3 separate regions of the Homo sapiens genome follow, and all the other regions are linked to region 2. A link is a loop called in an ENCODE intact Hi-C map of the cell type or tissue named here. Cell type or tissue: IMR-90. All regions are shown on one strand. Each heading gives the region's core, and the rest is flanking DNA. Links, peaks and the distances in the headings are about the cores only. Region 1 has its middle 300 kb from the start of LINC02058. Region 2 overlaps LINC02058 (long intergenic non-protein coding RNA 2058). Region 3 has its middle 110 kb from the start of LINC02058.

Region 1 (8,490 bases), core at 1,093-6,092, 330 kb before region 2:
GGTTTGGCTGTCTGAATAGACATAATATTGTCAGCATAATTATGAATACTTTTAGAAATACTGTGTCAACAAGGTCTTGGATATTTTTTAACATGCCTCTATTAACTGCTTTAAAACACATAAAATTCTAAAAAGAATTTAAAAATTAACTAAAATTAATGGCCAATCCGTCTAGTACTAGTTTTATACCTACCATTTATTGAGGGCTTACTATATGCCAGGCACTTTTTCAGTATTATATGTGTATTATTTGGTTTAATCCTCAACATAATCCAATGAGAAAGTTAGCATTATTAGATTCATTTCTCTAGAAGAGGAAACAGAGCTGGAGACAGGATATGTAACTTGTGCAAAGGCATGTAACTGGTAAGTAGAAGTAAGTATAAAAACCTAGGTAGCCTGATACTGTGTTCTTTGCACTTTTATTCTGTTTACTTCTCCTTGTTAATATTGACTCAAAGGTATGTTAATATATGAAACTTTTTGAAAAAAATGTAGGAGTAAAACTCAGTGATAGGAAAAATAAAAATGGCTTTGTAATCCAATGATCATGGTTTAAATTTGAAGCTTAAATTTGAAGCTTGGTAACAGTGTGGGAATACATTGCACCTTCCTAAACAGAGCCACAGAATATGCCATTTTCGTGCGGGAATGCTAAGTAAGAGACACAGAAGTAAGCGACTCAACAGTTCCATAGACAATGGGAACGTTATATTTTTTCTCCTGCATATTAATGAGATTTCTATGTTAGAACAAAATAACATAATACATTTAATTAAAATCCTGACATACTGATACCAAAGCTAATATTATATACTGAAATTATTTTTTAAAATAGATTTTTTTTTTGAGAAATGAAAACATGGCTTTTTTGGAAAAATACTTATTGGAGTTTCACTTTTTGATTAAACTAATAAATAAATTCCATGATGAAAATTACTTTGATAAAACTGACCTAAGATGTAATTTGAAGAATTAAAAACTGTATGAATTATGAGTTTTCCAATAAGAATTTTATTTTGACCTAAATGATATCCAATAGATCAAGTTAAACCTTGGTACGTTTTTAACATAACAGAAGCACCTTGGCCTCTCAGCTGGTGTCAGACAAGAAATACTTTGTGAGGAGCCTTTATCTAACAGAGTTAGGCTACTGCAGTTGCCTGAGGTCTCCTTGGTCTACTCGTGACTCTCTACTACTGGCAAAGATAAAAGCACAAAAAGTGGAAGTTTCTTCTGAACAGACTATTTTCATTTGTAGACTTCATAAATGTCAGGAAGTAAGAGCAGAGGCAACTCATATCCCTGATTCTTTTTTAGTAATAACATGCAGCAACTAAAATCCTGCTAAAATTTTTGTCAAAAATGAGAAAACATGTATCGTTTCTCACATTTGTTCTTGGGGAAAAGCAATTATTATTTTGTTATTAGAACCTGTAAAATAAAATATCGGTGAAATCCATGTATACAAATCGGTGCAAAACAACACAAAATTTGCATAAATGTCCCATCAACGGGAACAAACTTCTCACAATTTCAAATTCACTTTCTTCAGTGAATTTTATCTTTCCTATCAGATCTAAATGGTCATGCTTGGGAGAATTTATTTTACACATATATGCACACATACATACAACAGAGAGTGGTTTGGGATTTTAATTAATAAAATGACCAAGGCCAGCAATTACTATTTTATTTAGCATTTTACTTCAATCAAGTACTATTTGTGTTTTCTACTCACTTCTGTATAGACCACAGTAAACATGTGGAAGGCATTTTGCATGGCAAGTTTGTGTACTGCAATTTTTGAGCAATGCAAACATCCCCCTTAAATAAACGAAAACAGATCCCAGAAAGGGTATGCTTCCAACACATTCCCCAAAGATCTGAGTGCCGCTGTGCATTCTTGCTCAATTTAAACAAACTAAACTTCAGTTAGTCTCCCCTCCCCTAATGGGCACCCCCACTGGGAACATTGTTAGGTTACCACCATGGACAAGGCCTCAGTACAGCTGGATATGTAAACAAGACCATAATCCGCATGAAAGAACTCTCAGAGTTTTGGCAGCACTCACAGTGTTGTTAACATATTGTGCCAAAGCAATAACAAAGCCATCATTTTTAAGTTTGTTCACGGATTTGTATTAATCAAGAAATTTTCCAGAAATTACTTCTAAATGAGGAAACTTCCAGAAAGTTACCATTTGGCAAGAAGGCTTCCAGATGCCTTTTTTTGCTTATCTGCAACATATTTTTCCAAATAAATTACAAGTTTGTGGACGTTCAGTTGAGACAGAAAACACATTGCTGCTGTGTTGGCGGAAGGAGGCTCTCTTCAGTTCATTCCCTGCCTCATCAAAGCCTGGCTAGTGCTTAGATCATTTTTTCTTGTTAAGGAGGAGGTGGCCAGGCCATCTAACTTAGTATTCTGGCAGTAAATATTAAGTATTGATATTTGAATCAGAAAAGCATTGATTAGATTACAGTTAGAACTGCAAACTAAGCACTTAGGAAAAGACCAAGAGAAGGCTGCCGGACCTTTGTTAAAATTTAGTTTTTGGTTTTTATTCGCATATTAGGTGACTGATCTCTCAAATCCAGTGTTTTTCAATGTAAACTCTATTTTCAAAAATTGTGCAGAAGCAAGGCTTCTGTGAACAACTGTGACTGCTCTGTAGGAAAAAAGAGGCAGGGATAACAGTACAATTAAAGATGGCTAGTAGGACAAACCTAAAAGTTTCATTCTTCAACACTGTATCCTTCTTTAAATATTTACAGTAGTTTTTAAATGTGGTTTTTAAAATCCTGGGCAAAATAAACTTTTAAAGTGTGCTTAATATTTAAAATACATGTGCCTTACAGAGGGCACATGTGTGGCTCCAGTGATGGTTGCTGTATGTGGGCTCACAGACTTTGTGTTGAGAGTTGAAGATTCATGAGTGGGTTTTTCACCAGTGGTCTTGGAAATTATGGGTCACTTCAGGAGATCCAGGTCAGTCCACCAAAAGCTAATCCAAGCTCGAATGGCCAAAGTGGCCCACGCAACTGGGCAAGCATGTCTGGCTTAGCTTCAAGTCTGCCCAGGAGTCTTCAGGATCCAAGCCAAAAGAAGTCGCTTGCCTCAGGTTTTGATTGTATTTAATCATTTATTCATGCTTATGATACCCTCTGGATGACACTTTTATCATAACAAAGGAAACTCTTCAAAATAATAACTAATAGTAAATAAGCTCTTTCTCCAGCTGAAGACCACCCCTAACTCCCAAACTAATCTGAACTAAATACATCTTTGTTTCTTTTCATGGTGCATTGTTTTAAGCCCCAATATAGTATGTTTATATTCTGCCTTGTTTTAAAGTTACTTGTGTTCACTTCTTACCTTTCCTTTGACAAATGTACTGTTCCTGGCTGTCTCCCCAAGTATCAAATATGGGGCTTTGCACATAGTGGACTTTGTATGGATGCTTATTTAACTGGTTTGAGAGTATTTGCTGTTTCTGAAAACAAAACTCCTTCTCCAAACACACAGCACTTGGAAGATACTTTAACTTATTGAGACTACCAATGTTCTACTGGGTCAATTTCTGCTTCATTTGGGTTCGTGATACCCCAGCACCCTCCTAGAAAACTATTTTACTTACTTACGGAGGGATCTTCTAGTATATGATGAGTAACAGGAATTGTAAAGATATGAAACAATAACAGAATCATAGCTTCAATTTCAAAGTTTATAATTGTTATTCAAGAAACAAAAAGGCTAGGTGAAGTCTTCATGAGCTTTTTGAGAATTAGCATTCTTTTCACAAAAGACATAGACTTGACTTTTTCTGGGTATCTGACTGTGCATTAGCTTGGTTTATCTCTGACGTGTTGATGCTGATTATTTTTTCTGTGTATGCAGTTGCTTCTCTAAGCAATATTTACTTAGTCTCTACCTTTGAATTAACTCCTCTTTGAGGGGTCCATTGCTATATGAAATTGAACTCACACACCTAATTCCACAAGACAGCCTTCACATGAGAAAAATACTCTTGTTTCTGCTATTTCTGAACCTGTGATGCGGTGGCTTTTTCTATTTATTTACTTACTTATTTCGCTTTTCTTTCCTATTACCAGCCAAATCACTTTACTCATGTGGCTGTATGGGCTTAAATCACCCAGAATCAGTTTTTCCAAATATTTCAAAAATTTGACTGAAGGCGAAGTAAATCAGTAATCTGGAAGTTACTCTCTCTTTTGTATTAACAGAGACTTAGCTTCAGCACCAAAGCCAATGATAAATAAATTAAAATATTATTTCCGGCAATAGGAGTTATCTTTAAAAAGGGATTTCTTTAATTACATCCTTGAAAGGAATCATATTTAATTTCTACCAGAAGCTACATCAAGGTGCATTCCAAGGGTGAATTCAAGAAACATACTGGAAAGAAAAATAGCTGGACACACATAGCAAATATGATCTAAATTCTACTAGCTGAATATTCTCAAAGCTGTGTGGATCAGGGGGCCCTTGTTGAAGATCCAGAGGAAGGATTCCCTGTCAGTGGGGAAGGCTAGTGTGATGGCAGCTTGTCATTTAAGGTTTGAATCACAAAGCCTTTAGGGTTGCCTCAGCCATTTTTAGGTAAGATCTATTATTTACTAGAAAGAGAGATAAGAAAATAAATAAGCATTGCTCACAGTCAACCAATGTTAAAGAAGTTCTTCCCAGTAAACAACAGTTTGCAAAAGGTGTGAAGGTCTCTAGTTGTTTTTCATGTATTCAAAAAGCAAAAATGAGTCCTGAAAAGCTGAAAACTTTGACACAGTGATGTCAATTAGCAGAGGAAATGGCAACTTCCCATCTTAGTTATTTTTACACTCCTGGCATCCAGTATCCCTTCACAATTTCTACTTAAAAAATGCTTCCTGGAGTTTTGCTTTAAAAGTGATAACGCAATGAAACAAATATTTGTCTACTTACTCTATCCACAATTTCAGGATAAATGTAAAAGATGGCCACTTTCTATAATATGTTACTGATTACACTGTTTGATGAAAGTTCTAAGGGGATTCAAGATTCTAATAGAAATGTCAAATTATAGAGGGAAATTAAAGTGGCAATTGTGGACAGTAAGTAGGAATAGTGGCAGGGATTGCAAACAGAAAAAGGGGGCTGCTCTAGGTGACAAAGTAAAAGTGTTGTGATGAGAAAACACACACACAATACCACACACACAATACCACATACACACTATGAAAACTATCAGTCCCTTAATCTCGCCAAAGGAAGATGAAATTTCTGTAGGCCAGGGAGGGAGGAGTCACTGAAGGAATGGATATTTAACAGAACTAACAAAACGGCAGGTTATCTTTTGTTGGGGGAAGGAAAGGCATTTAACTAGAAATTTGGAAGAAAGTTAGATTGATTTGTTGTTTATGTTATGTATTTTTTAATCAGTATGATAACTTGCAGAGTGATCTGGAAACACAAGTTCCTAATAAAGTATTTCTGTGATCACTCTCTTAGCTTAATAGCGTGCTCATTTTAATTAATTAACTGATTATTCAGTTAATACCTGCTATGTGTTCGGTACTATATTTGGGCAATAATTGGTCAAAACAGAGAAGGTCTCTGCTTTTATGGAATCTATATTCTGTTGGGGAGTAAATAATAAATAAGAAAATTCTATTTAATTATAAATTATAATAAGTGCTAGTTTCATAACCTCTGATCTAACTCTCATAAGCTATAAACCAAGTAGTGCTTAATCTTGTGTGTGCCAAGTTCTTTTCCTCATTTATTGTTATTTAACATTTATTCAGCATTCATGAGCACTGTGTTAAAATGCTTTGTGCATTATTTAATTCTCACAATTAATTTAAGGGATATGTACTATTGTATATACAATATATAGTACAGTTAAATAATGTTCCCAAGGATATACTGCTAATTGGAATAGGGACTGGATTCAAATCTAGGACTATTAGTCTGTAGAGCTTTTGCTCTTAATAGCTTTGCTGTACCATCTCTCCGATAGGAGGATAAGAGCTAGAATTCAATATGTTAATATTTCTAATGAGTTGACACTTCGTCATATATATTTAAATCTATGAACAAGCACAAGGAATTAGTCAAGGGAAGAGAATTTCTCCACCCAGGGTCATCCTTACTGTATTATTTCTCTTGTCATACAGCTGGGCTGTTGAATGTTGCTATTGAAAATCACAAAACTGTTCCGACTGGGATCCGTACAGAGTCATGCTTTCTAATTTTGTGGCTGCTCACAATTCTTTTGCTGACACCCTATCACATTTCCTACAGCAGCATTTCCACCCCATCCTCCATCTCAGCAAAAGCCTTTACTTCCGATTTGACTGAGATTAGTGTTTGTAAATGCACACTGTTGGGGGAACCCTCTTCCTAGTCCTTGTTTCCATGTTTCCCAGGAATGAACACTAGTGGAGCAGCACTTCCCATTTCCCCCCACTCTTTACTCTTATCCCCCATAAGAGTAACCCTTACTCTAATATCGTGCTATTTTAACTCATTAAAATGAGTTTAGTTAGTGATTTTAAAATGAGTGATTTAGCTACTTGTTGGTACTGGGAAAATCTGACGTCCATAGGTCCACATTCTTTTATAGGGCAGGTTGGATGTTTCAATTCACTGTTCCCTTTGGTTGCAACTTCCTCTATGTCTTCCAGAGTAGCCTGTTCTCAGAGTAAATGTATTATCTTCTTGCCTGCACATGACAACTTACTGGGGCAGGCACAGCACCACAAAACATCTGTTTATTCAGCGTGTATCAGCACTGGCAAAATACATCCATGCAACATTTACTCTCTGGCACTTACTGAGCAAGGCTCCGAGACGTGTACAGAAATGTCTAGGACCATTCTGGCCCTCAAAGATTTTACATACTGATTGGCAAATTAAGGCAAATAACTATAAAATAAAGCCTATAAAAAATAAAATGTGCATGTTTCTAAAAGTAGTGTAAACTACAATATGTGTAATTCTAGAGAAATATAAATAAGAGATGATCAAAAGGAGAGGTCACTTTCAATGGGATGATCAGAAAAATATTCCAAGTTCCATAATCTGAACTTTACAAACATCTTTGATTTTATACATCACCACTCCTTTATGAGAACAGGAAATAGTGTCTTCTATGTTTCAATTAATTCTCACAATAATGCTATGAGGAGGTATGTTTATGTCAATTTTATAAACACAAGGCCACCTAAGAAATTAAATTTTGAGAAGTTAAATGAGTTACTGAAAATCACATGGTTAGTAACTGGTAGAAAAGGAAAGCCCAAGTTTACCTATTTCGATGTCCATATTCTTTTCTTAAAACCAGACCACTTTCCAAACTGTCTGGTGTAGGATAAGAACACTGGGTAAGATTGAGAAGGCCAGGGTTTGAGTCCTGGGCCCACTGTGTCCTAGATGTGTGATCTTGGACACTTCATCTCTCTTTAGTTTCTTTATTTTCATCTTCAGTTTCTTTATTTGTGAGAGACAGAGACAAAAATCCCTGCTGACTCCAAGAACTTTGGAAAAGTTAAGATAAGATAGGGCACCTGTTTGCTAGTATTTTGAACCAGAACTTTTTTTTAGCTAGGAACTGTGTAGGTAACTATACCCTTCTTTCAAAAGCATGAAAGTAGATTGGGATCCTTGGAACCAGACTGTGAGATGGGAAGTTGCATGCACAAGCTGAAGTTTTATTGGAGAGTGGTTTTGGAAGATAACTTAAAAAGAAGTAATCAGTGAAGTACTGGATAGAGTGAGAAGCTGAAGTGTGGCTGCAAGTGAGGTCTCCATAGATCTTAGCAGGAGCTCTGAGGTTAAATGGGCCTTCAGAGTTGACTCAAATTGAAACAAAGGCGCCTGGGCCTCTATTTCCCTGAATAAACTAATCATTGCCTGTGGGTTTCCCCTTGGGAGGGGCTGTAATCCTGTGCAGCTGCAGGCAATCACCCATGAGGGGTATAGAAGTTGATATTGATAGTCCCAGCAGCTTGAAATGGGTGCATTAGTCCCGAAGAGGCTGGGTGGGTCACTGTAGGAACCACTACAACAACGTAAAACACTTAGAGCCGCATCACTTTCATCATGCTCTCTCTCAGTGCTTGTGCCTGCATCTGAGGCCTTCTAACATTATAGTACACACCATTCATTTGGCAATTTTTTCCCCACCTAAACTGTGGTTACAGGGTCCGATCTTACATCTTTGAGTTTTCAGGGTCAAGGAGAGTACTGACTATAGGTAGAAGCAGTTCAGTTGATGTTTGTTATTGGTGGTGTTAATGGTGATGATAATATGCCAACTACACTGCTGAGTACTGAGGGATCTGGAAAAGAAGATTAAGGCATGATCCGTTTTATTTGACAAATATATTAATCATAGATCAAAACTAAGTGATATGAAAGAAGTACTACAATAAACAAAGTAACTGACACTCAAATAAGACCTCAAGATATTTGCGTAGAGCAGATGA
Region 2 (8,490 bases), core at 1,978-6,977:
GAATTAGGTTGTTATTCTCTAATATGCTGATGCACTGTTTCTCCTACCAGTGAGCTGAATGCTTAAGAATGAATAATTATGTAATTTAATTTAATATCTATTTCCTTATGAATTATCATTGTGAAAAAGAGTTGTCATAGGTATTAAAACTAAATGAGTATTTGGGAAAATTTGGTAATGGCACATCATTGAAAAATGCTCAGGAATCGGGGTGTAGGTAAAACAATGATAAATCTGGAAATAATCCTTAAAATTTGGAAGGTTTCTTTACCCACATTGCTTTATAATTAGCTTAAAATTCCCATTTCACTTTGAAGAAATTTAAACTGGAAATCACAATTATTGTATTTTGACTGTGGTTTACACAAGAATAACTATGGAAAATTTAATTAGAATATATAAAGTTAATTTGAAACTATGTATACATTTTCTTATTTCAAATAAAAATAAAAGGTTTGAAGTGTTCAGCACTTGTACGGCTTCCCACTTGAAATTAATGATTTTTAGATTAATCAATCATCTACTGATCTAGATAATTTTGGAAAATAGTTTTGTATGGTAGCAAGAACTGACTCTGGCTAGAGGATTTACTGGAATAACACTAAGGATTTTACTGTATCCAAGCATGAGCTGAACCAAAGTCCTGCAAGGGAAGGAAGCTCTGGGGAGCTCAGAAGCAGGAGTTTGTGACTACTCTTATTGCATCTCTGCTCATGTTGAGCCCTGGCAAATCTCAGTCTGTGTCTCTAGATTATAAGTTTCAAGTTTCTGAGAAAGAGAAGCTGATTCTACCAGCTTGGATTCGCTACTCTTGTATCAATCAACCATCCTGGACCAATCATCTATATCCCAGAGGAAAGGCCTGATTTGACAGTTATGAATCAAATAGCCACTTCTGGAAAGAAGGATGTACTACACTCTTAAAATAAATGACTTGAGGATTCTAAAGAAAAATTGGAAAGAAATTTTAGTGGTAAATATATGATGACGATGGGGAATTTTATCCACTAGAATTCTGGAAATCTGCTTCCAAAGCTAAGGGAGGTCACAGTAGAATATTCGAGTGTAATTCCTGAAGACAGGAGAAGCAGAGGGGGTCACACAGAGGTGAAGTAGGGCTTTTGGAGGGGTAGAATATGAGCAGCAATTGTCTAGAAGGAGGGAATAAAGAAGACAGCAAAAAATGAAGGAGAAAGGAACAGAGGAAGAGTGAGAGAGATATCTTGACATCTGTCCTGTATATGGGGCACTGGAGAGAGAGAAGAATTATGAGTTTTCATAACATTTTCAGGATGAAGCACTACATATATATTGTCTCCTCCATTTCAAGAAAGCCAAAACAAATGTCTACACTTTTTTAAAGGATTTAGTTGTTAGATTGGACAAATACAAGCCCATCTCAATAAGGCATGTTTAAACATCTATCCTGTAATACACACTTTAAAAAAGATTTTAGATTTAGCATTGCTTTTGGAATCATTTCTGTTCTTCTCTACTCATGCTGATATGAAGAAGAAAAAGTAAAAACAAACACATTTATACCATTCAAGGAAAAGTGGACAGTTAGAAACTCAGGTTCTAGTCTTTGCTTCTCCAATTAATGGGTCTATCAAGTAGTAGTTGTAAGCCTCATTTTTCTGACTCATAAAATGTAGTGCACTAATATAAATATTAAATAAGGTGACATATACAAATACGTACAGTACAAAAGCAAAATACTATTCTAGTGTGAAGTTATAAATGGCTTCTTATCCATATATCCTTAATCATTACAAAACCTGAAATTCTAGAGAGGTAGAATAAAACAAATATTAATAAGTATTATTAATAAAGTAATATAATTTCATTTTGAAGCTTTTACTTTCCTCCCCTTTATTATTTCTTCTGGAAGATTACAATGATTACTTAGACTTTTTTTTTCTTCTCCAGCATCCCCAAAACATTTAGATCTTCTAGAGTTCCTCCCCATGCACCTCCATAATATGATAAAAATATGGTTCTCTCTTTCTCTATGACCCCAAAATAAATGTGTAGGGACCTTTTGTTTTGGGCTTTTACTGTTAAGGACTACCTGGAAATAAACACTAAAAGCAAATATAACTCATATTGAAGTTACCAATCCTTAAGACACCTCAACATATTTTTAGGACATTTGGGCCTGGACTATAGGGAAGTGTACATGTGGCTAGCCCTTCACCATTTCCCATGATCTCTTCCCTAACTTTAGAAGGTCTTGGGGATGTTATTATTCCTTTAATGTTTTATTTCCTTATTTTTGGGCTTGGTTCTCCCAAAGATATCAATGAAAGATTTCCAATTCTTGAAGAGAACATCGTTTGAGGAACCTCCTACTTGCTGTCCTTTGTCCTTTCTCTCCCTGCCCCAATACTCTTTCTGTCTCTGGTGTAGAACCCTCTCATTCCAGAAGATGATCTGAAAAACCTATTAGGACAAAACTAAGATATCCCAGTGCACCCAGAGTCAAGCAGATCATTTATAAATTAAGCAAACTCTTGGCAAATACCTGCAATTTTAATATTCCCTTGTTCCTCTCAGAAAAAAGAAATCACATTAGGTCATTTCTGACATATAATTTGGGCCTCCTGTATATACCCAAGATAAAAAGAAACATGCATGAGTTAGTTTATATTACACTCTGTATTGCAGAAAGATTATAGCTTTCCATAAACTCAACTCATAAAATGACATTCAATATAAGTTATTTCTTTCTAGAGAAATTCCCATGGAATGCCTGTAGTTTTAAAATAGTACTCATTGTTTATTGAACTACTTAAAGAAATCAAAAGTGATTCTGCTTATGTTTTCTTAAAGAAGAAAAGAAGTTAATTTTTCATCTATCTGTGTTTCCTCCGTGAGAGTATGTTCCAACTGAGAAATGGGACAAAACAGGAAAATTTTATAGTTTCTAATGTGAAAGGAGGACTATAACCATCACTTCTGTTTAGCTTTCAATTTTTCAAGTTTTGCCAGCCTTTCATCTCCTCCTGATGAGGCATTTCTTAACATTCCTCATACATAGTTATACAAATTGGTATTAACAAGAAAAAAATACATGAATTATTTACATAATACAAATGCTTTAAACATTGCTGTGAGAAATAATATTTCAACATTATCCTTATCATCTTTTGTGTGTGAAAAGCCAACATTTACTTACTTTGGGAGAAATAATATATGTTCTTATGGCAAAGTCATTGAAAAAAATAAATATATATATAAATATATATATGTTTTCTAATAAACTGAATTTTTAAATGAAATATTATGTCTCTATATATTGTATGTGTGAGTGGTATTTAAACCTATTAATTCCTCCATAGTAATTCCTTTCATATAATGTAAATTATTTGAACCACAATTGTTAAAGTGCTTTTAAACAGTAAAGTTCTATATAAGCAGGCAGTATTGCCATTACTTCTATGGCTTATTTACACCCCTATGGACTGTTTTCTGCATTTGATATAATTTTTTATTTTTAAAAATTATTGACAACACAGTGAAATTTTCAAATACCAGCAACTATGATGTTTGCAAGCACTGAGAATCATTTAGAATTTTTGAATCATAAGAAATGAAATCAACCTCTACTTGTGCAAATTCCTAGTATGTTATGAATGCAATGCGATCTTGGTATTTGCTTATCAAAGGAATGTACTAAAATATTGCAGAAAAGGCCATGGGCCATGACGGACTTCATTTTATTACTTCACTTTCTTTTGCCTATTAATTCCACATTCCTCTCTCTTCTATTGGCCTTATTAATGGACTTTAACAATGAGATAAAAGTCTTCAGTCCAGTGTTTAGCAAAAAATTGCAGAATTTCAACATGAATGAGACTTCATTTTATAGAAGATATTGTGGTTAATGAATTGTCCGCATTTTGATGTTTTCAGATCTTATTAGGAAAATCTAACTCAATGAACAGTTTCCTTATTTGATGATTATTTTCTTATGTAGTCCTTGAATTCAAAATTAATTCAACAGATATTGATTGAATTTGTATATAGGCTTCTGATGTGGTCCTTTAAAATGATTGCTTTTAGTCTTTTCTTCTGTGCTTGTTCTTGTATTCTGTTCTTGTATTTTCCTGCTCAAGATTTAAAGCCCCAGTAAAGAGGCTTCAATTAGCCAAGCTCACGTGAAGGTAAAGCAAGGTGAGAGGAGAGTTTTGGAAAAGAAAGAGATGCAGGAACCCCTGATTTTCTTACGGGTAAGACAGAAACCTGGGTTTTTTCCATGAAAACTGCACTCATTAGGGAAAAGACAATCTGCAAAAGTAAGATGGAGTGTGATAAACAAAGGGGGATAAAGAATGGGTTCTATAATCAGGAAGTGTACATAGAGCTGGTGGAAATATACTATAGGCTTGATGAAAGTGTGGGTTTCAGATTGATGTAGAAAGAGAGCCAAAAGCATTTCAAGGATGAATTAATTTGGAATACTAATGTTCAATTGTTCATTTTCTTACAGTCTATTGAAAAAGGCATGAATCAAACAATCACAGAGACAATAGCATTATGAACTATAAGAAGTGCTTTGAGTGTAGTAAGTGAAGCCACTTTGCAGCACGACTCTTGGTAAAAGTCCGGTTTACTCTCTTTATCTGAATTTCACTCGGTCATTACTAGCCTTGTTGTGAAATACAAACATATGTACAATTTTTTACCTTCCTTACAAGGAAATTGAGATTACTGTGAGTTTATTAATGACTCTGATGCCCTCAGAGGGAGGTTCAAAGTATTGCAAACAAGGGATATGAGAAAATGATTTTCTCCCATTGTTTTTCAATTCAAGCTTCAGTTGTGTCCTTTATTTGTTATGTGACCTTGAGCAAATGTCTTAAATTCTCTGAGTCTTCAATTCATACATGAATACATAATATTCATTTTGATTGCTTAATGTTGATATGGAATATAACAGTTTTAAAAAAATTATTTGTAGAACTAAGTATATTGCTAATTACATTCCTTACATTAAACTTCAGGGGAGAAATAAATGCATTCTGGAAGAAAAATACCCCAATTTTGAAAATTCTATGCCATTTACAGGAAAAACAAACATACCATTCAACATAAAATATACATGCACAGTATAACAATGAAGTTGAGGCTTTAATGTCTCAAAAATAATTTTTAATATTTATCTTTTAATACTAAAACTATATTCGTCAAAATTTATATAACTGCAATCTCTACTTTGTCCAGTGTTTTGTAGGCCAGTAAAATGACAACTCATTTTCAATTATTAATAGTATCAGATTTCTTAGTTTAAAAAACTAGTGAGAACAAATAAATACATAGTTTTTTCTCAATTATCTTCACCAAGGAAACAATGATATGAACACTCTAAAACAGCAGATAACACAAGTAATACTGTTATCACTGGCTTGGCAAGCCTTGCTGCAATCACATTTTAATTCAGGTATTTCTGAACTTTGGAGAATTTTAGTCAGAACCAGATTTCCACAAGTGGGTCAGCAGTTGATAGCTTGGTTATGTGATGTAATTTGAGGGGGCAAATCCCGAAGTATCTCCCTAGTGTACATAGTACCTGAAAATCTCACAAAACTCATTGAAATACCTACCTGGTTGATAGAGTTTGGCTCTGTGTTGCACCCAAATCTCATCTCAAATTGTAATCCCCACATGTCCATAGAGAGAAGTGATTGTATTATGGGGGAGGTTTCCCCTATGCTGTTCTCATGATAGTGAGTGAATTCTTACGAGATCTGATGGTTTTATAAGTGGTAGTTTTTCCTGCATGTTCTCTCTCTCTCTCTCTGTCTCACCTGCCGCCATGTAAGACGTACTTGCTTCTCCTTCCACCGTGATTGTAAGTTTCTTGAGGCCTCCCCAGCCATGTGGAACTGTGAGTCAATTAAACCTGTTTTCTTTTTAAATTACCCAGTCTTAGGTACATGTCTTCATAGCAGTATAAGAACAGACTAATACACTGCTTATGAATTATAACTTTATCAGAGAAGAGCAGAAAATTAAGTCACTAATGGCCAGCAAATGTTATTCTCCCTCCCTTCCTGGGCCTCCCCTTTACTCCTTTCCAGAAAAAAAGCTTCTTTCATTCTTCCCCAAATATTCCTGTAACTATCCAACTTCCATTTCTTCTTATTCTGGAATTGGCTCTCCCTTTTCCTCCACTTGTTACCATTCTACATCAGCCTTTAAATTTCAGTTTAAAGCCAAGCTTCCATAAAACCTTTATTACCAACTCAAGTTGAAAGGCACTGTTCTGTCTCTGAACACTTACGAGCTTTGTGGTCTATGTGATTCATTTGGTGTTTAATCATTTGGTTTTGCCTTGTGATATCTATTTGATTACATGTTTGGATTTTTAAAAATTGTTCTTTTCTTCTTTTTATTTTCTTTATTTTCTCCCCATTTTTCTGGTTCAAGTCATTCTTTACACAGCTTCCAGAAGGGTCATTCTAAATGGCACTCCTCTGCTTAAAACACATTGCATACCCAATTAAGTCTACATTTCTTACTTTGACTTGTGAAGTCACATGAGTCTTCCTTCAAATCACATAATACAATGAGCTACTTCTTGCCATAGGGCCATTGCCAATACTCTTCTTTCAGCTTAGAATTTTCTCTGCCTGTGTCTTTGCATGGTTGGCTCTGTTCTTCAATGTTCCACCTATGTGTTATCTCCTCTATATTTTTCTCCAACTTTATTATAGAAATGAGATCTTTCTGGGCTCTTTGTCTTATGGCCTTATTCCTTTTTTTTTTCATGTCTATTCTAGCATTTTCCATTTATGTCTCAGAATCCACTCTTCACCATTCTGCATCCTGCTCTCTGCTCTGGAGACTCCCTGGGAACTGTATCCATGGTCTCCTGCCTTCCAGACTGGGGTTGGATTTGTCCATTGTGAGGTGAGATACAGAAAGTGGAGAGTGAGGGCTGGGCATTTATTCTCCTGGCTCCCTTCCCTCCACATAATCCAGTGTTGGTTGTTTCCTATAAAGTAGTTACTATTTATTTTTATTTTACAGATGAAAAAAGTGAACTCAGAATGGTTGGCCGAATGCGGTGGCTCATGCCTGTAATCCTAGCACTTCGGGAGGCTGAGGTGGGCAGATTGTGTGAGGTCAGGATTTCAAGATCAGCTTGATCAACATGGCGAAACCCCGTCTCTACTAAAAATACAAAAATTAGCCAGGTATGGTGGTGCACACCTGTAGTCCCAGCTATTCAGGAGGCTGAGGCACAAGAGAATTGCTTAAACCCAGCAGGCAGAGGTTGCAGTGAGCTGAGATTGCGCCACTGCACTCCTGCCTGGGTGACAGATGGAGACACTATCTCAAAGCAAACAAAAAATCGTTAAGAGATTTATACAATTAACAGTGACTGAGTGGCACTGTCAGGATTTATATTTCAGCATTTAAAAAAATCACTCTGCCTCATTTAGCAATTGGATAATCACAAGTGATCCAACTTTTATTTCTCAGACTAGTTAGAAACATCAGTCTGAAATTAATTTCTCTACCACTGAATTCATTGTTTTTTTAAACTTATGCTCACAGCAAAGGATGAGGAACAAGTTACCATAGCATTTATTCCATGCATGTTGAGCTGTAGAATCCTACAGAATTTGTTATCCAATGTGTTAAAAATCATCTAGCTTTATAACAAAAAACCAAGAGTTGACCACATTTTCAAAAAAGCGTAATAACTGTCTTGAAACATGTCCTGAATACAACTATAATAAGATGTCTTAATTATAACTTACTTTTAAGAATTATTTGAACTTCATTTTTAGGTTAAATAATAAAAATTTGTTAAAGATTTTAACAATATTGAATTACATATATTGTCTAACTCAATAATGTTGACCAAACTCTCAATGAGAGAGTTTTAAAAATCATGTGGCAAACCCTTTAGCAGAAGTGTTTCTGTATTATATTTGTTAACTAGAAAAAGATGCTACTTTACTATTAATTTAGAGAACAAATGCAAAAGATATAAAGTAAATTTAGGCACAATGCAAAATGTTGAGGGGTTTTAAATCTTAGGAGTAGTCTTGTGGGAAATAATTGTTTAGGTCTTGAAAATTTAAACCTTCTACACATTTTGCTAAAACATGATATGTCCAATATCTCTACTCTTTCCTCAAACATGAATAGCTTCGTAAAAAGGTGTTCATTCACTTAAGGACATCCGTGAGTTTCCTTAAATACGGAAAAGGCAAAAAACATGAAAGATGAGAATGAACTCCAGTGTAAATACAGATAAATATGGCGACAGCTGTTGCTGAATAGTTACAGAATTAGCTTGAGAAATGAAACCTCTGTAGTTCACACACAGGCACACACATACACACACACACACTTTGGATTTATTTATGAAACAGCATCTTCTAAACACAGAACCTTGCATTGCAGAAAAGGCAATTAAATAGAACAGCATGAGGTTGTCAATCACTTCAACAACTAACAAAAGCATTGACT
Region 3 (8,490 bases), core at 1,876-6,875, 140 kb before region 2:
GAGAAATTATTGAAGCTTGCCCAATCTTTTAAATCAGTGTATTCTGGGCTCATTTTGGTGACTATATGATATTTGTTTGACCAGATGGAAAACTTTAAACTGTATCCTAATATAAATCAACACACAATTATTTGCCAAAATAGTCACAATTTGATGATAACATGACAGAGAGGGCAGGAGAAGCTGGATGCTTACTGACATTTACCTCCAGAGAAGCTAAATTTTAAATATAAAAAGAAGTACATACAACATTGCATTAAAAGGGAAGCTTTGTAAAATAAATTTGCATAAAATTAAATGACAAGTTTATGCTTTATTATTCCTTCTGTGGTTCTCCACAGGGTAATTCCATCTCCCCTTGCTTCCTCTGTGTGGACCTATTCCATGATTTAGCTCTTAGGTCTTTGGTCTTGTTACAGCTGCTGTGAATTTAGGTGCTGTTATCTACTCTCACGTCTTCAACTTTCGTCTTTATGTCAATAATACTCAAATCTCACCTCTTTGATCTTGACCTTCAGAACTTCAGGATCTTGTCTCTTGCTTCTAGCTGAACATTTCAACTTGGCTCTCTGGCTGTCACTTCACCTTATTTAGTGTGTACAGTTACACTTTCCATCCTCCCTGGCTCCTCTTCTGGATACTCCTATTTGTCAATAAGTCCCAAGCCTTTGTTTCAGTGCAGTTTTGGAGTGCCCATTTCTGTCAGAACGGCCACCTCTTTCCAATACCTGGCCTGAAAATCTCAGGGTGTCTGCTTTGCTTATGCAATAAATGTTAGTGTCAAAAGTACACATATTAGTCAGGGTTCTCCAAAGATACAGAACCAATGTAAATATTTTTATACATTGTTTTATACATATATATGTACACACACATATATATAGGTTTATGTGTATATATATGTAATTTGTTACGAGAAACTGGCTCATACAATTATGAATGCTTGGAAGTCCCATGGTTATTTAAAAGCTGGAGCTCTAGGAAAGCCATTCTTGTACTTTTTGTCCAAGTTCAAACTCAGAGAACTGATGATGGGAGTTCTATTCCAATTCCTAAGGCCCAAGAACCAGAAGTACCAATGGTCTAAGTCCCAGTCAGAGGGCAGAAGAAGATGATGTTGCAGGTCAAGCAATCAGGCAGAGAGCAGAGAATTCTTCCTTCATCTGCCTTTTTGTTCTATTCAGGCTCTTGACAGATTGGATCATGCCCACCAACATTGGGGAGGGCAATCTACTTTACTCAGTCCACTGATTCAAATGTGAATCTCTTCTGGAAACCCCTCACAGGCACACCCAGAAATAGCGTTGATATGGTGTGGCTGTGTCCTCATCCAAACCTCATCTTGAATTCCCACATGTTGTGGGAGGGACCCTGTGGGAGGTAATTGAATCATGGGGAAAGTTCTTTCCTGTGTTGTTCTCAGGATAGTGAATAAGTCTCACGAGATCTGATGGGTTTATAGGGGAGTTTCCCTGCACAAGCTCTCTTCTCTTGTCTGCCACCATGTGAGATGTACCTTGTACCTTCTGCCATGATTGTGAGGCCTCCCCAGCCATGTGGAACTGTAAGCCCATTAAACCTCTTTCTTTTGTAAATAGCCTAGTCTTGGGTATGTCTTTATCAGCAGCGTAAAAACGGACTAGTACAAGCATTTAACCAGATATCCGGGTATCCTGTGACTCAGTGCAGGTGAGGCATAAAATGAACCATCACAGCCTCCAATACTGTAGTACCTGCTGGAGATAAACAGATGACTAAGACTTACTTGCAGATCTCAAGGCTCTCAGAAGACCAATGCAGCTTTTTTCTTTCCCTCTGTTGTTAACCATATTGTACTCTGGTGTGACACTAGGTGAATGTGAGCAAAGTGCTCCAAAGGACTTGTGCCTAGAATTGTTGGAGGAGAAATCCCAGAAGAATCTAGATTTATGCCAGTCTTGAAGACTAAGATTCCCATAGGGGAGAATTGGCAAAAGACTTTGCAGGCAGAGAATTGCAGAAGAAAAGTTAAATTTTTTCTGTAATTCTTCTTGTATTTTTTCTCTCTTTCCTGTACACTGCTAAATCCTAGTCCAGATGTCAACACACTTGCCGCTCTTCTCAGCAATCTCTTAAGGCTCTGGTTTTAGGTTTAGGCTTCCTCATTCCCATCTCCAACATGATGACAGATACATCAATTCTCCCTAACTCTGTTTACATTGTAGAATGTCTTCTCATAATAAAATTCAGAAATCTTAACCTGAAAATCAAGGCCTTTATAGTCTGACACTAGACTTCTAGTGTAATTTTATTTCCTGTTATTAGGATGCCAATAAACAATAAATAAATAAAACAAAAACCCAAGGAAATTTATATATTCTTCAAAAGGGACCAACTTATTGTTTTCTAATGATTCATTGGGGGATAGTATCACATGTGCTTTTGGAGCAAGAAGAGTCCTGAGTTCAAATTCTGATCATGTGGTATTGGACTAGTTATGTAACCCCTCACTGCCCATTAGGGTCTTCATTCATAAAAGGGATGACACTGTTAATAAGTACATACTGTGTGTGACTCTGATCTAGGAATTGTTTCAGGTACTAGGGATATTGTAGCAAACAAGTCCCAGCACTCTGGCAGCTTGCATTAAAGAAGTAAATAAATTAATGAATTATATATTTTTTGATAATGAAAGTGTCATGAAGAAAATGTATCAGACTAATAGATAGAGATGGAGAATGGGAATGGTGGAGAGTCCTTATTAGGCAGGGTGGTCATGAACAGGTTCATATTTGTATCAATCTCATAGAGTTTTTGTGAGAATTAAATGATGTGACAGTGCAATGCACATAGTAACCCCCCGCCTCAAGGGAATCTTAGCTATTATATAGTCCTTGTTTTTGACTTCTCTGCATCTTGCCTCATACTATTGCCCCATCTGGAATGTGCTTCCTCTTCTCTGCTCATATTTCACAACTCCTCAAGACATGTTTGAAGCCCTCCCCTCTTCATGGATTTGCATTATGTATTTCCAACCCCAGGAAACAATATTCTGACTTAAAAATACCTGCAGATATTTAGCCTTTAATTGTGTGCAGGCTTATACCATCTCTTGACATAGACTATTTTGAATTTTTGAGTTATGATTTAACTTACATCTAGGAATTTTTGTTTTTTCAAAGTAGAATATATAAGTTCTCCAAGGACAAGAAATGACATATTCTTTGGATTTTAAAAATAAAGAGGTCATGTAAATGAAGGAGATGTAATAGATATTTGCTGAGTCATTAACAAAATACTTTATAACCATTACCGTTAGCCCCCAATCTAGAAAGAATCATCTTGAATATGGAATTGTATGGCTTGAAGACCTGGAGAATAGTATGGGCAGTTTAGATCAATATTTAGACTGGCTTTCAAGGTTCTGTGATATGAACTCCCCAAAATGCCCAGATTAATGCTTATTCTCATTGTAAAAATTTTTTCTGTTATGCAGCACTTCGATCAAAAAGGATTTTATATACTTATTAACATATTGTATTATAACAACAAAGATGATGCCACTTATAGTTTGCTGAGTGGGAGTAATATTTACATTCTTAATTTAAAATTATTTAAAGAGCATATACTATTTGAAGAGAATGGGAGTTTAGGGCTGTACATTATTGCTTTGCTGCATGCAATTGGAACTAAAAAAAAAAAAAGAAAATGGCAGCCACAGCACTTTATGTCTAAACTGTCATCTAGATGAAGCTCTGGTGTCTGGTTCATTTCCCAAATTGGGTAATTGCAGCCATGAAGAAATACTGAAGTTTCCTCAGTGTCAAGGAGTCAATAACATCATCTTTGTATACAAAGCACAGCCCATAAATGCTAAAATTTCTCTGTGATTTTGTGTAATTCTCTTTTCATGAAATGAACTTTTACCCACCAGAGCAAACAAACACTGAACCAGCTCTTCATATATACAGCAAGGGAAAGGCATGTGATTATTTAGCATTTGAGGCTTAGTCATCATCTGCTTTTCTTTCAACTATTTGTCCAGATTATTTCTTTCATGTTCTCTTAGGCTTTCTTATCAAACAAAACAAAAGCTTTTAAAAAAGAAGCAATACAATTTTATGATAAAAAGAAATTAAAGAAAAACCAAAGAGTAGAAAATAAAAACCATTGAAAAGCCCATCATCCGGAAATAACCATTAGTCTATTTGCTCACATTAATTTATATGTATGTATACAGGTTTATAAAAGTTTTATTTTATTTGAATTGTTGATGACCTGCTTTTCTGTTAATAATGTACTATAAACATTTTTTATGTCATCAAATACTCTGTAGTGGTGTCGTTTTTATGGCTACTTGTACCCCTTTTACAGATGTGCCTGAATACATTCAGCCAATACCCTATTTGTGGTCATTTATGGTGTTTTAAATTTTATTCTGTACAGTACAATGTTGAATATAGGCTGAAGTTTAACATATTCTTAATTTTTCTTCTGATTCTTGCCTTATTCCAATTTTGTGAGTTTATTTCGGCGTATGTATATTTATATATGTAGATATATACATACGTACATACACTTTAGGCATAGTTCCTATGTTAGTACTAGCATTCAGCTAGATAGCCATTGATCCATGACCCTGTATATAAAGCTATTGGGGCCAAACATGTTTTCAGAATTTAGAATTTTTAGCATTGAGAAAGATAGTACAGTGCATGTACATCACATTGCCAGTGAGGACTGGGACAATATCCTGAAATAAAACTTATAAATATTTCTAAAATAAAATATATGACCATTTACACTAAGTGGATAAAAGTCGATTTGAGTCGGATTTTGCCACAAAATGTGTTTTGGAGTTACCGTTTGAAAATATTTGGTTTTCAGATCTTTTAGGGTTTTAGGATTGTGGATAAAGTACTGTGAACCTGTAGAACTGTTAAAATGCATTTCAAATGCAGAGTGATACATAGAGTCAAGTGATGAAACTATAATGCATTTACATTTTACACTTTCATATTTCAATAAGGCAATATTAAAAATTCTTGGAGGAAAAAAGCTACATAACACCTCTTTTATTTTTTCTAAACTTGTTTGTAGGAAAGAACACCAAATCTTTTCTGGTCTATATCTAATTGAAATCACAGGAGCTTCTGAGCTTCTCAAACAAGTTTTTGTTGTTGCTGTTGGTATTTAACCCTAGTCTATTATAATAGAATTCTGTATAGTACATACACTTTTCAGATTAGGAATTATGGTATTTAAGGATACTAACCAAAATATATAAAGATGAATAGCAGGTAGGAGAATAGAAAACCCAAATGAGTGTTATACAGTACTAGCTACCTGACATGGTATGAACAGAACTTACAGGAAGAGCCCCATCCACCACCCCAGTGGACGGGGCTATCATCATTAACAGGAGGCTCAAACCAGTGGACACACAAAGCTGTGTCTACTGGGAAGCCCTGCAGAATATGGATAGAGGTATGCTCTAGCTGCTGGGGTAATGAACCCAAATAAATACCTATAAAAATAATGCAAGACACCCAAGGTGCAGCCCTTTGGAGCATCTGCAGCAGCAGCAATAACATGCAATGAGAAATAGGCTCTGTGTTGCTGCTTCATGGAGCATATCCCAGGTCTAGCCTGCAGAAGAACTAAGCTTTTCAGTCCCAGCAGAAATGAATGGAAATCCTAATATTCCTAGGGATAAAGTGAGGGAAGATCAAATGGGCAAACACGAATTTTTTCTTATAAATATATTGAATGGGAGGATTAGATCACTGTTTTGTGTGATAGAGATGGCATGGATCTAGAAGTTGCTCACTGTCTCAGAATAATTTGTGCGAACTTCAGAATCTCATCTAAAAGCTTAAAGAGTCTTAAGAAAAAATAAAGGATATTACCACCCAGATATCTTATCTCTTTAAGGGGAGAACTTGTTTATTCCCAAATGAAGATTTATGAATCATAGTTAATCAACATAAAAACCTTATCAATACTAATGTAAGTGAAAAGATTGCATTTCTTAAAGAAAAAAATGATGCAAATGTCATTATCTTATAATATACTCTGCTATTAATGCTTATATATACTTATAATATAACATGGTTCTATTATATTTAGAATGGACTTTTCATCCATGTGGCTGTGATCAGTTCCTAAAGCAGAGGAATCTGCAGCCTAATGACACATCAGGAATTGATGGAACCCCAGCAGACAGCTTCTATGAGGTGTGTGGGTGGCGGATGTGAAATCAATAAAAAAAAAAAAAAGAATAATTTTTTTTGTTGTTTTTGTTCACTGTCATGTACATTAAAGCATGTAGGCCTCTTCCAGTGTATATGTGTAACTTTCACAGTAAAACCTGGATGAAAAATCAATAGAAATTTAGAATCTTTCTTCATAGGAACTGTATGATTACTTTGGCAGGAGGAAAAATAAACATGTGAAAACAACCTCAAGTCAATAAAATGTATGATCAGTAACATATGATGAGTATATAAGTTATAGCATGGGTAATGTTGATTCTAGCTAATTACCTTTGAAATTGAGGCAGGGCAAAACCAATTATGAGCTAGAGTTCATAAGTAACTCCAAGAACTCCAAGTTGAAAATCTCAAGGAGAGAGGATTGCACATTGGTAGTCCTGTGGAATAGAGAAGAGAGAAGTCATTCCAGGCAGAGGAATGACAGGCAGAGGGGAATTTTGGGTAACTAGACTGGGCTCATTCTAAGTGAGCAGCACATGCAGTTACAAAGACATCAACACTCTTGTGTCTCCTGCTGCAGAGGTCTTGATGCTGTGAATGATGACTAATATATCTTTGGGTCTCCGAAGTGACTGATTTAATTCTATCATTTTTGGAGGCAAGGCTTTATTATAAGCTACACGAATAACTTCAAAAAAGGATTAAATTAACTGTGCATTATTTACTGCAAGTGCATTTCTCTGGTATAAATCTGTCTTATTTATGCATTAGGATGAGAAAACAGTTTATTGCCATTATATATTGTTTAGGGCTGAAGGTTACAATCTGTCACAATATCTCTTCAAATCCAAATTCTGGCTAATTAATTCTTTTTATGATAAATTTTATTTTATGCTTCAATTATATTTTATTTTATAAAATATTAATGTAATAAATGAATATAATAAATATCTTATGAGCAAATATTTATTTATGACTCAATTTTGTTATATGATTCAAATTAGTCATGGTGTTCCCGATAAAAGCTCCCTTAATTTTTTTTAAATTAATAAAAAAAGATCAGATTGCTGAATTGATTGTGATTAAGGTATAGTAAGATGTCTAAGAATACATCAGAAAGGCTTGGGTTTAAATCCCAAATTCATTATTTGCTGGCTATGATTTGGGCAAATTACTTGCCTTGTCTTTAGTTTTCTTGTCTATACAATGGAAACAATAATAGTACCTATCTTACAGAGAGTTGCAAGGAAAGTCAAATGAGATAAGGAGTGTATAGTGTGTTGCCTTGACCATAATATTTTTTAATAAGCACTGATTATTTCTTTTGTTATTGTTGTGAAGATGTTGATGATGACTTTAGTTTTATTCTCTGTTGAATCTAGTGCCTTTATAAATTATTTGACCTCTTTAAGTTAAATTTTCTTCAGTTGAACAATTTTACTAGATGTTCTCTTAGGTTCCTTTGCTCTAAAGTTCTATAAATCCATTCTGAATTTTCCAAAAGTCTTCAACAGAATCCTAAAGGAAATGGAGATAATAATGTATAATAACATAATAAATATATTTTGACATTTGTCCTTTTTATCCCCTAAATTAAAAAACATGATTGGATGATAACTGCAACTCTTTGGGGAGTAAGGTAATAAAAAATGTAAACGCTAAGTAGCTATGAAGAATTTTTCATTGTTGTTAGCAACTAAATGTCCTAACAACACATTTGCAGGTTTTGCTGATTTATCAAGAATCTGGACATTCAAAATTAACCTTCTTAGCATCTTGAAATGACTTATTCAACATCGTTACTCACCATACATCATATTGTTTTATTGGAAAGAAGTATCCATCTACGTTCACTCAGAAAACTTTTATTTGGAGCCAGGCTGTATGGTGGGTTTTTAAAGAAGATATTTGATTCAGTGAAATCAGTTATCACATTGAAGAGCAAAACTACCTTGAGCAGAATCAGTAAGCTTAGTAGTTGCATGCACAGGCCCTGGAGCCAGACTCTGCATGTTTATTCCAGGTTTACCCTTTACAGTCATTCAGGGCAAGTACCATCCTTAATATCTTTCAAAAGAAACACACATATATATGTGTGCGTATATACGTGTATATATGTATCAGCTTTATTGAGATATTTTTTATGTACCATACAATTTGCCCATTTAAAGTATATAAGTCAATGGTTTTCACTATATTCACAGAGTTGTGCACAACCACAATCATTTTTAGAATATTTTAATCACCTCAAGAAGAAAACATGACTATTAGCAGTCACCCTCTATTTCTTCCAACC

The links. Peaks named below come from ENCODE experiments on the same cell type or tissue, not always from the same donor. Only the 100,000 strongest peaks of a DNase experiment are listed, where the experiment ranks them.
Region 1: a loop joins it to region 2, with 2.1 times the contacts of the local background. A loop is called at or near these places in 7 of 110 quality-filtered maps.
Region 3: it touches region 2 in a loop (2.2-fold over the local background); 9 of 110 quality-filtered maps call a loop at or near these places.

What each region holds. Positions count from the first base shown.
Region 1 is chr5:93,239,999-93,248,488 of GRCh38, reverse strand. No RefSeq gene overlaps it. Among named protein-coding and RNA genes, the nearest start is that of LINC02058, 300 kb to the right of the region's middle. RefSeq lists an enhancer at 1,688-2,193. In IMR-90, for the core only: no CTCF peak of the experiment used is centred there; no DNase peak of the experiment used is centred there; H3K27ac peaks cover 420 bases.
Region 2 is chr5:92,912,431-92,920,920 of GRCh38, reverse strand. LINC02058 (long intergenic non-protein coding RNA 2058) reads left to right here. Exons shown (of 3, transcript XR_001742811.3): 2 at 6,786-6,915; 3 at 7,036-8,490. Among named protein-coding and RNA genes, the nearest start is that of LINC02058, 23 kb to the left of the region's middle. In IMR-90, for the core only: a CTCF peak has its summit at 4,741; no DNase peak of the experiment used is centred there.
Region 3 is chr5:93,049,395-93,057,884 of GRCh38, reverse strand. No RefSeq gene overlaps it. Among named protein-coding and RNA genes, the nearest start is that of LINC02058, 110 kb to the right of the region's middle. In IMR-90, for the core only: no CTCF peak of the experiment used is centred there; a DNase peak (open chromatin) is centred at 3,954; H3K27ac peaks cover 686 bases.